Regions from separate parts of the Homo sapiens genome. Here region 1 is linked to region 2. The links are chromatin contacts, found by Hi-C or POLR2A ChIA-PET in ENCODE. All regions are on one chromosome and are shown on one strand. The core of a region is the stretch at or near the end of the contact, and the rest is flanking DNA. Distances in the headings are between cores, read along the strand shown.

Evidence for each region. A loop is a pair of places that touch in the nucleus more often than their neighbours do. ChIA-PET counts read pairs that join two places held with the same protein, here RNA polymerase II (POLR2A). Pooled maps may share reads with other maps.
Region 1: a loop to region 2 is called in a pooled map, with 2.0 times the contacts of the local background. The contact joins two enhancer-like sites. A Hi-C loop is called at or near these places in 4 of 168 maps with a recorded cell type or tissue (K562, OCI-LY7, dorsolateral prefrontal cortex and 1 more), 8 of 37 single-sample maps with no recorded cell type and 4 of 50 pooled maps. POLR2A ChIA-PET finds 5 or more read pairs at or near these places in 1 of 52 experiments (HEK293).

What each region holds. Positions count from the first base shown.
Region 1 is chr3:170,641,346-170,647,951 of GRCh38, reverse strand. All of the region lies in intron 2 of SLC7A14-AS1 (SLC7A14 antisense RNA 1), which reads right to left. Among named protein-coding and RNA genes, the nearest start is that of SLC7A14, 59 kb to the right of the region's middle. Within about 2 kb of position 4,596, at least 2 of the 41 ENCODE cell types and tissues checked have a DNase peak (open chromatin) inside an H3K27ac peak, as active enhancers do.
Region 2 is chr3:170,684,997-170,690,816 of GRCh38, reverse strand. The region is part of intron 2 of SLC7A14-AS1 (SLC7A14 antisense RNA 1); the gene reads right to left. Among named protein-coding and RNA genes, the nearest start is that of SLC7A14, 100 kb to the right of the region's middle. RefSeq lists enhancers at 1,181-1,753, 1,754-2,326. Within about 2 kb of position 1,401, at least 9 of the 41 ENCODE cell types and tissues checked have a DNase peak (open chromatin) inside an H3K27ac peak, as active enhancers do.

The sequences.
Region 1 (6,606 bases), core at 3,347-5,846, 46 kb after region 2:
TCAGAGAATACTATAAACACCTCTGTGCAAATAAACTAGAAAATATAGAAGACATGGATAAATTCCTGAATACATACACCCTCCAAAGACTAAACCAGGAAGAAGTCGAATTCCTGAATACACCAATAACAAGTTCTGAAATTGAGGCATTAATTAATAGCCTACCAACCAAAAAAAGCCCTGAACCAGATGGATTCACAGCCAAATTCTATCAGAGGTACAAAGAAGAGTTTGTACCATTCCTTCTGAAACTATTCAAAACAATAGAAAAAGAGGGACTCCTCCCTAACTCATTTTATGAGGCCAGCATCATCCTGATACCAAAGCCTGGCACAGACACAACAAAAAAAGAAAATTTCAGGCCAATATCCCTGGTGAACATTGATGTGAAAATCCTCAATAAAATACTGGCAAACCGAATCCAGTAGTACATTAAAAAGCTTATCCACCATGATCAAGTTGGCTTCATCCCTGGGATGCGGGGCTGTTTCAACATATGCAAATTAATAAATGTAATCCATCACATAAACAGAACCAATGACAAAAACCACATGATTATCTCAATAGATGCAGAAAAGGCCTTTGATAAAATTCAACATCCCTTCATGCTAAAAACTCTCAGTAAACTAGGTATTGATGGAACGTATCTCAAAATAATAAGAGATATTTATGACAAACCCATAGCCAATATTATACTGGATGGGCAAAAACTGGAAGTATTCCCTTTGAAAACCAGTGCAAGACAAGAGTGGTGTCTCTCACCACTCCTGTTCAACATAGTATTGGAAGTTCCGACCAGGGCAATCAGGCAATAGAAAGAAACAGTGCATATTGAAATAGGAAGAGAGGAAGTCAAATCATCTCTGTTTGCAGATGACATGATTGTATATTTAGAAAACCCCATCGTCTCAGCCCAAAAACTCTTTAAGCTGATAAGCAACTTCAGCAAAGTCTCAAGATACAAAATCAATGTGTAAAAATTATAAGAATTCCTATACACCAACAGTAGACAAGAAGATAACTAAATCATGAATGAACTCCCATTCACAATTGCTACAAAGAGAATAAAATATCTAAGAATACAACTTACAAAAGATGTGAAGGACCTCTTCAAGGAGAACTACAAAGCACTGCTCAAGGAAATAAGAGAGGACACAAACAAATGGAAAAACATTCCATGCTCCTGGATAGGAAGAATCAATGAAAATGGCCATATTGCCCAAAGTAATTTATAGATTCAATGCTATTCCCACCATTGGGAATCCCATCAAGCTACCATTGACTTTCTTCACAGAATTAAAAAAAACTACTTTAAATTTCATATGGAACAAAAAAAGAGCTCATATAGCCAAGACCATCCTAAGCAAAAAGAACAAAGCTGGAGGCATCATGTTACCTGACTTCAAATTATGCTACAAGGCTACAGTAACCAAAACAGCATGGTACTGGTACCAAAACAGATATATAGACCAATGGAACTGAACAGAGGCCTCAGAAATAACACCACACATCTATACCATCTGATCTTTGACAGACCTGACAAAAACAAGAATGGGGAAAGGATTTCCTGTTTAATAAATGGTTTTGGGAAAACTGGCTAGTCATATGTAGAAAACTGAAACTGGACCCCTTCCTTACACCCTATCCAAAAATTAACTCAAGATGGATTAAAGACTTAAATGTAAAGCCTGAAATCATAAAAACGCTAGAAGAAAACCTAGACAATACCATTCAGGACATAGGCATGGGCACAGATTTCATGACTAAAACACCAAAAGCAATTGCAACAAAAGCCAAAATTGACAAATGAAATCTAACTAAACAAAAGAGCTTCTGCACAGCAAAAGAAACTATCATCAGAGTGAACAGGCAACCTACAGAATAGGAGAAAAACTTTGCAATCTACCCATCTGACAAAGATCTAATATCCAGAATCTACAAAGAACTTAAACAAATTTACTAGAAAAAAACAAACAACCCCATCAAAAAATGGGCAAAGGATATAAACAGACACTTCTCAAAAGAAGACATTTATGCAGCCAACAAACATATGAAAAAAAGCTCATCATCACTGGTCATTAGAGCAATGCAAATCAAAACCACAATGAGATACCATCTCACGTCAGTCAGAATGGTGATTATTAAAAAGTCAGGAAACAACAGATGCCGGTGAGGCTGTGGAGAAAGAGGGACACTTTTACACTGCTGGTGGGAGTGTAAATTAGTTCAACCATTGTGGAAGACAGTGGGGTGATTTCTCAAGGATCTAGAACCAGAAATACCATATGACCCAGCAATCCCATTACTGAGTATATACCCAAAGAATTATGAATCATTCTGCTATAAAGACACATGCACACATATGTTTATTGCAGCACTATTTACAATAGCAAAAACTTGGAACCAACCCAAATCCCAAATGCCCATCAATGATAGACTGGATAAAGAATATGTGGCACATATACACCATGGAATACTACACAGTCATAAAAAAGAATGAGATCATGTCCTTTGCAGGGACAAGGATGAAGCTGGAAGCCATCATTCTCAGCAAACTAACACAGGAACAGAAAACCAAACACCGCATGTTCTCACTCATAAGTGGGAGTTGAACAATGAGAACACATGGACACAGGGAGGGGAACAACACATAGTGGGGCCTGTCAGGGGCTTGGGGGGGCAAGGGGAAGGAGAGCATTAGGGCAAACACCTAATGCATGAGGGACTTAAAATTTAGATGAAAAATTGATAGGTGCAGCAAACTACCATGGCACACGTATACCTGTGTAACAAACCTGCACATTCTGCACATGTATCCCAAAACTTAAAGTAAAAAAAAAAAATTCTCCATTTGGACCCACAGCCAGACTTGAGAACTCCTGGGATATAGGAACTGTAGGAACCAGACCTCTTTTGGGAAAGAGAGATGGCTTTCAGGAGGAGGTAAAGCTGAAGCTGGGAACCTGAACAAGCACAACAGTGAAGCTGTAGAGGGAGGAGGGAAGGACTTGAGGGGAATTTATCTAGGAGGTAATTAGAACCACCTGGTGACTGGAGCCTGGCCTGCTTCCTGGTTCCCTTTTCCCCTCTCTGGCTGGCCTGTTTCCATTTACAGGCTTACCTTCCAAGTCTCTAGAACCAAGACTGGGTGACACAAGGAGGTACTGCTCAAAATCAGATCACCCTTGCTTGGGTCCCCATTCTGGCAGCTGCACTTCTGCTCTGTACCCATGGCGTGCCTCAGCCCTGGAATCCAATATTTGCCCCTGCCGGCCCTTGTGTTTGTGTTTGTGTCTGTATTAGCCTGTTCTCGTGCTGCTAATAAAGTCATACCCAAGACTGGGTAATTTACAGAGGAAAGAGATTTAATTGACTCACAGTTCAGCATGGCTGGGGAGGCCTCAGGAAACTTACAATTATGGCAGAAAGGGAAGCAAACATGTCCTTCTGCACATGGTGGCAGGAAGGAGAAGTGCCATGCAAAGGGGGAAAAGCCCCCCTTATAAAACCATCAGATCTCATGAGAACTCACTATCACAAGAAGTGATACAATTCAATCACTTGAATTAAAGTGATTGAATTGTATCACTTCACACAAGAAGTGTAACAATTCAAGATGAGATTTGGGTGAGGACACAGCCAAAACATATCAGAGTCTCAGCAACCTGACCAGAGACACATGGGCCTTCTAAGATTGGAGCCCTCATTAATCCTTCTCCCTTTATTAGAGGTTTCTTAAGCTTTTGCCTGATTTCTGAATCCTGCCTGCTCCCAGGCTTACAATTCCACCTTCTATGCACTGCTGGGCCCCTCATGCATACCAGCTGTGTCACTGGGGAGTGCACGCCTGTTGCAGTGTCCTCTAGATGCCTTCTTCCACCTGCTTAATGCACGTCCTGCCACCCCACCCACCCTGGGAGCTGGGTCTGTTTACAGGGCCCTTTCCCTTGCACTTACGACAGCCCTGGTGCACTTCCCCACTTCTGGTTTCCATCTCCTAATCTGTACACAAGCAAGAGGCTTGCTTTAGTGATCCCTACAGCCTCTTTCAAGCCAAACATTCTATGATTCCCAAATCTGATCAATGATAACAGTGAGCATCAGAGTGCATGCAGAAAGTCCTTATGTTGGCTCTGGTTATCTTAAAACTTAGCCTACTAGCACATAATCTCAACATTCATAGAGGGCAAAACCATCAAGCAGGCTTGTTTTTAGTCAACGCACAAACAAAACCTGCATGGTTGGTTGATTGCATTGTTGAATAATCTCCTGGTAAGTTTCCTATTAATTTAAGTCTTTGTACCTCCAGCATTCTGGCTAATGCTTCACTCCACTCATCTTAAGTATATTTAGCTCACTCATTTTCCTCAGTTCTGTAAATTGAAGCAAAATACCTCCATGCTCCCTCTGATTTCCACAAAGCCTGCAAAAGCAGCTACCTTTAAAGAGGTCAAAACAGAAGAGATGCCACTTAAGGACAAATGAGGTCAGGCCTGGCCCTTGGACTTGGCTCTTCAAGTTCTGCTCTGTTGGCTGTGTACAGAATAAATTTTGGCTCCCAGCTGGCTGTGGTGGCCTGGACACAGATACACTGTGTTCATGGGCAGATCACAAGGGCCAGACCAATGATCTTTGCCAAACTCCTCACAGGCGGGAGGTTCTGAATCCCAGGGACTTCCAAGGTGGAAAGAAACTGCAGGTCGTTCAGGGCAACCCCTCTCCTTTACAAAGAAGAAAATGAGGCCCAGAAATGTCAAGTACCTTCTCTGAGGTTGCACATCAAATTAGTATGTGCTCATCTATGCTGTCTCTTTCATTCTGTCTGACCTGGAAATTCTGCTTTGTGGACTTTATGCCACAGATCTGCTCACACACAGGCACAATGATGTATAAGCAAGGTTATTCACTGCAACACGGCAGCAGAGTACAACACTGGAAGCAGCTTCAGTAACCATCAGGAGAGGACTGATGTTCAATGGAATGCTAAGCACCTGTAAGGAAGACTGAGGTAGCTCTCCATGTGCTGATATGGAAAGATCTCTGAGATACCTTAGATGAAGAACCCAAGGTGCTAAGCTGTGCCTATGGTATGCTACTGTTTGTGTGAAAATGGAGAAAAAGGCTAAGAGTATATGTGTGTGTGTGTGTGTGTGTGTGTGTGTGTGTGTGTGTTTGCTTATAACAGGTATGACTTTCATCTTGTTTGCCTATAGAGAGGGGAACTGCATGGCTGGGGATGCGAGGCAGAATTTTCACTATAAAACTTTTAACTAGGCTGGGCACGGTGGCTCACACCTGTAATCCCAGCACTTTGGGAGGCTGAGGCGGGCCGATCACGAGGTCAGGAGATCCACACCATCCTGGTTAACATGGTGAAACCCCCTCTCTACTAAAAATACAAACAATTAGCCAGGCATGGTGGCGTGCGCCTGTAGTCCCAGCTACCCGGGAGGCCGAGGAAGGAGAATTGCTTGAACCCAGGAGGCTGAGGTTGCAGTGAGCCGAGATCGCACCACTGCACTCCAGCCTGGGCTACAGAACGAAACAGTGTCAAAAAAAAAAAAAACTTCTAACTGTTGGTGCCATATTATTACTCATTCAAAAGCTTAAGTAAACATATAGACCATGTGGCAGACTGGGGTCCAGGTGGCTTGTCCAAGGTGATTCAGCTGGCTAAATGACAGAGCTGCTCCTGGGTCCCGGTCCTCCTTATTCTTGGCATGCACATACAAAAAAAAATGCTTTCCAAAATACTTGTTAAGTTCTAGAAAGAGGGAAGTGGTCAATTCAGAAGAGGAGGGGAAAATGGGGGAGGGGAGTAGAATACTGTTAAGGTGAAGACAGAAGACAGGGGGAAGAGGGAATGGGAAGCAGGAATGGAAGGAGAGTGGGCGGGAGCAGGAGCCTGTAGGAGAGAATGTGAATTTGCAGCCCGAGTGCCCTTGCAGACTCAAGATGGCTCCAGCTCAACATGCGCTTGTAGCCAAGATTCATTTGCTAAGCAGCAATAGCAAGAGAGTTAGTCCAGGAAGGAGGTGGCTGAGTGCAGCCACAAGCTCTGTAGAGGGCCATGAGCTATCCAGTCGGCATCCACCTCAACTCAAATTCCACAGAATAAGCCTCTCTGGGCAGCTGTGCTCTGCCATGTGCATGAGTTCAACAACACCACAGCCTCCCCCAAGAAATCTGCACATTCATTTTTCCAGCCTCCTGAGAGAGTGACACCTTTTGTGTGACATGACACTTTGTTTCTCCACCAGAGGTCTGACAGAACTTTCTGGGGTGTTGACTGGACACAGCCTTGGGCTGGTGCCACTGTGGCCCTGGGCAGAGGTCCTATTGAGTCAGCCATTGTCTCTTTTCCATTTTCTAAACATGCCCCTTACAGTTAAGAGAACTTGTCTGCCAGAACACCATTTTACGTACTCTCCCTTGTCAGCTCAGACCATTTTGGAGACAGGAGAAGAGAAAGGTCTTGGGGAGTCAGGCTCTGGGCTGTCTCCACCCTCTTGTGATAAGGAATGGAGCTAGCTTTCCTAACAGCTGAAGCTCAGGCTCCATTGCTGGGACTCTATCTTACATTCTTTGGGAATCAACTCTCCTTTG
Region 2 (5,820 bases), core at 152-2,651:
AACATGTTAGAGAGCTCCACAGTGGACACCTTTATATAAACATAAAATACAAAAATACAGAAAGCATATATTTATAAACAATAAATAAATAGGTAAACATAATAAAATTTAAATAAATACGCATAAATAGAATACACATTTTATAAAAAGGAAGCCTGCAGAAGACACACGGCTTTCCTAACACACATAACGCCCAGGCCGGCCAGGCCGGCCAGGCACTTCCAGCTGCCTCCGGCACACCGCCACTAGGGGGAGCGGGGTCCCTGCACTTCCTGTGGTGGTGGTGGTTATTCTCCAAGACATTTTAAAGGCCCCACTTCATCCTCTTTTTTATTTTTCCCACTCTCCTGCCCACAGAGCCCAGAACAAGGGGGAAATGGAAACAATGAGAGAAGACATATTTTCTCCTAACAGTAGGTTCTCACTCAAGTCTCGCCCACCCCGGGGAATTCTGACTCAGTTGGTCTAACTAGGGTATAGTCTGGGCATCAGGAGTTTTGAAGTTCCTTGCATTGTTCTGCTGCTCTAACACCCCCACACCTGGGAAGACGTTTTCTGTTTTAGGCCAACGTTTCCCAAACTGCCATGCCACTGAGACTTCATTCAGGAGAAAGACATCCTTGGGCATCCTTTCAGCAGCACTGGGCAAATCCATGCTATAAGTGTAGACACAATAATGGTGAACTTATACTTCATGCAGTGTCAATAGACACATAATACTCTCCCCCATTGCTTGCTATTAGCACCATATTTGGCACAGATAAAAATCAATATAAAAATAGCTTACTGCGAGGGCTAGAACTTAAATACCTAAACTATTTCACTATTTTAAAAAACACAACCTAAGGCAATAATTTGTTTCAAGACTTTAAAGTGCTAAGTAAATATTTTAAATTGTAAAATTATGATACGTATTCTTGATAATTACTAGGCTTTTCATTTGCACAGAGGTCCTTTGCATATGAATCTGAAGGCACCAAGTGTTTTTTTTTTTTTTTTCCAGAAAATATGTAAGGAATCTTGAAGGGTAGACTCAACTCCTTGGAATGCTCTTCACTGATCACTTGTCCTGAGGCCAAAGCAGGCAAAGCCCCAGGGGCAGCTCTAGAATGTCTGTGAGAGACTTAGTCCTAATGCTGACAGCCTGGTGGCACAGACTGCCTGCTAGGCCCATGTCTCCTGCCCCCACTGAACTGTACTTTCCCTCTTTGTTAAAAGGAAGAGAAGCAATCCAGAAAAGAATTTGAAAAAGGAAATGAACTGGAATGTCACTGGTAATAGTCTCTGCCTCTACATGGGGAACAAAGAGAGTTCATCTGATAGGTAAAAAAACAAGGGATGGGTCTGGGCAAGATGGTTCATGCCTGTAATCCGAGCACGTTGGGAGACCAAGGTGGGAAGATCACTTGAGCTCAGGAGTTGGAAACAAGCCTGGGCAACATAGCAAACCTCGTCTCTAAAAATAAAAAACTTAGCTGGGCATAGTGGTGCACTGCACACGTGTGGTCCCTGTCAGGCCTCTGAGTCCAAGCCAAGCCATCACATCCCCTGTGACTTACATGTATATGCCCAGATGGCCTGAAGTAACTGAAGAATCACAAAAGAAGTGAATATGCCCTGCCCCACCTTAACTGATGACATTCCACCACAAAAGAAGTGTAAATGGCTGGTCCTTGCCTTAACTGATGATATTCCACCACAAAAGAAGTGAAAATGGCGGGTCCTTGCCTTATGTGATGACATTACCTTGTGAAAGTCCTTTTCCTGGCTCATCCTGGCTCAAAAATCACCCCCACTGAGCACCTTGCGACCCCCACTCCTGCCCGCCAAAGAACAAATCCCCTTTGACTGTAATTTTCCTTTACCTGCCCAAATCTTATAAAACGGCCCCACCCCTATCTCCCTTCGCTGACTCTCTTTTCGGACTCAGCCTGCCTGCACCCAGATGATTGAAAGCTTTATTGCTCACACAAAGCCTGTTTCGTGGTCTCTTCACACGGACACGCATGAAATTTGGTGCCGTGACTCAGATCGGGGGGCCTCCCTTGAGAGATCAATCCCCTGTCCTCCTGCTCTTTGCTCCATGAGAAAGATTCACCTATGACCTCAGGTCCGCAGACCGACCAGCCCAAGAAACATCTCACCAATTTCAAATCTGGTAAGCAGCCTCTTTTTACTCTCTTCTCCAACCTCCCTCACTATCCCTCAACCTCTTTCTCCTTTCAATCTTGGTGCCACACTTCAATCTCTCCCTTCTCTTAATTTCAATTCCTTTCATTTTCTGGTAGAGACAAAGGAGACACATTTTATCCTTGGACCCAAAACTCCGGCGCCGGTCATGGACTAGGGAAGGCAGCCTTCTCTTGGTGTTTAATCATTGCAGGGATGCCTCTCTAGTTATTCACTCAGGTTTCAGAGGTGTCAGACCACACAGGGATGCCTGCCTTGGTCTTTCACTCTTAGCGGCAAGTCCTGCTTTTCTGGGGGAGGGGCAAGTACCCCAACCCCTTCTCTCCATGTCTCTACCCCTTCTCTGCCTTTCTGGGGGGCAAGAAACCCCTGACCCCTTCTCCTTCACTCTTAGTGGCAAGTCCTGCTTTTCTAGGGGAGGGGGAAGTACCCCAACCCCTTCTCTGTGTCTCTACCCCTTCTCCTCCTTTCTGGGGGGCAAGAAACCCCCAACCCCTTCTCCTTCACCCTTAGTGGCAAGTTCTGCTTTTCTGGGAGAGTGGCAAGTACCCCAACCTCATATCTCTGCACCCCAATCCCTTATTTCCATGCCCCGACTACTTATATCTCTGCACCCTGATCCCTTATTTCCATGCCCCAACCTCTTATATCTCTGCACCCCTATCCTTTATTTCCATGCCCTGACCTCGTATCTCTGTGCCCTGACCCCTTTCCTGCTTTTCTGGAGGGTAAGAACCCCCGAATCCCTTCCCTCCATGTCTCTACTCTCCCTTCTCTCTGGACTTGCTTCCTTCACTATGGGCAACCTTCCACCTTCCATTCCTCCTTCTTCTCCCTTAGCCTGTGTTCTCAAAAACTTAAAAGCTCTTCAACTCACACCTGACCTAAAACCTAAATGCCTTATTTTCTTCTGCAATGCCACTTGACCCCAATACAAACTCGACAGTAGTTCCAAATAGCCAGAAAACGGCACTTTCAATTTTTCCATCCTGCAAGATCTAAATAATTCTTGTCATAAAATAGGCAAACGGTCTGAGGTGCCTGACGACCAGACATTCTTTTACACATTGGTCCCTTCCTAGTCTCTGTGCCCGTGCAACTCGTCCCAAATCTTCCTTTTTTCCCTCCCGCCTGTCCCCTCAATCCCAACCCCAAGCTTCACTGAGTCTTTCTAATCTTCCTTTTCTACAGACCCATCTGACCTTTCCCCTCCTCCCCAGGCTGCTCCTCGCCAGGCCGAGCTAGGTCCCAATTCTTCCTCAACCTCCGCTCCTCCACCCTATAATCTTTTTATCACCTCCCCTCCTCACACCTGGTCCGGTTTACAGTTTCATTCCGTGAGTAGCCCTCCCCCACCTGCCCAGCAATTTCCTCTTAAAAAGGTGGCTGAAGCTAAAGGCATAGTCAAGGTTAATGCTCCTTTTTCCTTATCAGACCTCTCCCAAATCGTGAGCATTTAGGCTCTTTCATCAAATATGAAAAACCCAGCCCAGTTCATGGCTCATTCGGCAGCATCCCTGAGACGCTTTACAGCCCTAAACCCTAAAATGTCAAAAGGCCGTCTTATTCTCAATATACATTTTATTACCCAATCTGCTCCTAACATTAAATAAAACTCGAAAAATTAAATTCCAGCCCTGAAACCCCACAACACGACTTAATTAACCTCACCTTCAAGGTGTACAATAATAGAGGCATCCAAGTAGCAACATATTTCTGAGTTGCAATTCCTTGCCTCCACTGTGAGACAAACCCCAGCCACATCTCCAGCACACAAGAACTCCAAACGCCTGAACCGCAGTGGCCAGGGGTTCCTCCAGAACCTCCTCCCCCAGGAGCTTGCTACAAGTGCTGGAAATCTGGCCACTGGGCTAAGGAATGCCCAGAGCCCAGGATTCCTCCTAAGCCATGTCCCATCTGTGCAGGACCCCACTGAAAATCAGACTGTTCAGCTCACCTGGCAGCCACTCCCAGAGCCTCTGGAACTCTGGCCCAAGGCTCTTTGACTAACTGCTTCCCAGATCTCAGCTTAGCAGCTGAAGACTGACACTGCCAGATCGCCTGAAGCCTACAAGACCATTACAGACACTCTGGGTAACTCTCACAGTGGAAAGTAAGTCCGTCCCCTTCTTAATCAATACGGAGGCTACCCACCCCACATTACCTTATTTTCAAAGGCCTGTTTCCCTTGCTTCCATAACTGCTGTAGGTATTGACGGCCAGGCTTTTAAACCTGTTAAAACTCCCCAACTCTGGTGCCAACTTAGACAATATTCTTTTAAGCACTCCTTTTTAGTTATCCCCACCTGCCCAGTTCCCTTATTAGGCTAAGACATTTTAACTAAATTATCTGCTTCCCTGACTGTTCCCAGACTACAGCCACACGTCATTGCTGCCCTTTTCCCCAGTTCAAGGCCTCCTTTGCATCCTCCTCTCATATCACCCCATCTTAACCCACAAGTATAAGATACCTCTACTCCCTCCTTGGCGACCGATCATGCACCCCTTACCATCTCATTAAAACCTAATCACCCTTACCCCCCTCAATGCCAATATCCCATCCCACAGCACGCTTTAAAAAGATTAAAGCCTGTTATCACTTGCCTGATACAGCATGGCCTTTTAAAGCCTATAAACTCCCCTTACAATTCCCCCATTTCACCTGTCCTAAAACCAGCCAAGGCTTACAGGTTAGTTCAGAATCTGTGCCTTATCAATCAAATTGTTTTGCCTATCCACCCCGTGGTGCCAAACCCATATACTCTCCTATCCTCAGTACCTCCCTCTGCAACCCATTATTCTGTTCTGGATCTCAAACATGCTTTCTTTACTATTCCTTTGCACCCTTCATCCCAGCCTCTCTTCGCTTTCACTTAGACTGACCCTGACACCCATTAGGCTCAGCAAATTACCTGGGCTGTACTGCCGCAAGGCTTCACAGATAGCCCCCATTACTTCAGCCAAGCCCAAATTTCATCCTCATCTGTTACCTATCTCGGCATAATTCTCATAAAAACACATGCTCTCCCTGCTGATTGTGTCCGATTAATCTCCCAAACCTCAATCCCTTACAAAACAACAACTCCTTTCCTTCCTAGGCATGGTTAGTGTGGTCAGAATTCTTACACAAGAGCCAGGTACGCACCCTGTAGCCTTTCTGTCCAAACAACTTGACCTTACTGTTTTAGCCTAGCCCTCACGTATGTGTGCAGCAGCTGCCGCTGCTTTAATACTTTTAGAGGCCCTAAAAATCACAAACTATGCTCAACTCACTCTCTACATTTCTCAAAACTTCCAAAATCTATTTTCTTCCTCATAGCTGATGCATATACTTTCTGCTCCCCGGCTCCTTCAGCTGTACTCACTCTTTGTTAAGTCCCACAGTTATCATTGTTCCTGGCCTGGACTTCAATCTGGCCTCCCACATTATTCCTGATACCACACCTGACCCCCATGATTGTATCTCTCTGATCCACCTGACATTCACCCCATTTCCCCATATTTCCTTCTTTCCTGTTCCTCACCCTGATCACGCTTGATTTATTGATGGCAGTTCCACCAGACCCAATCGCCACACTCCAGCAAAGGCAGGCTATGCTATAGTACAAGCCACTAGCCTGCCTCTCAGAA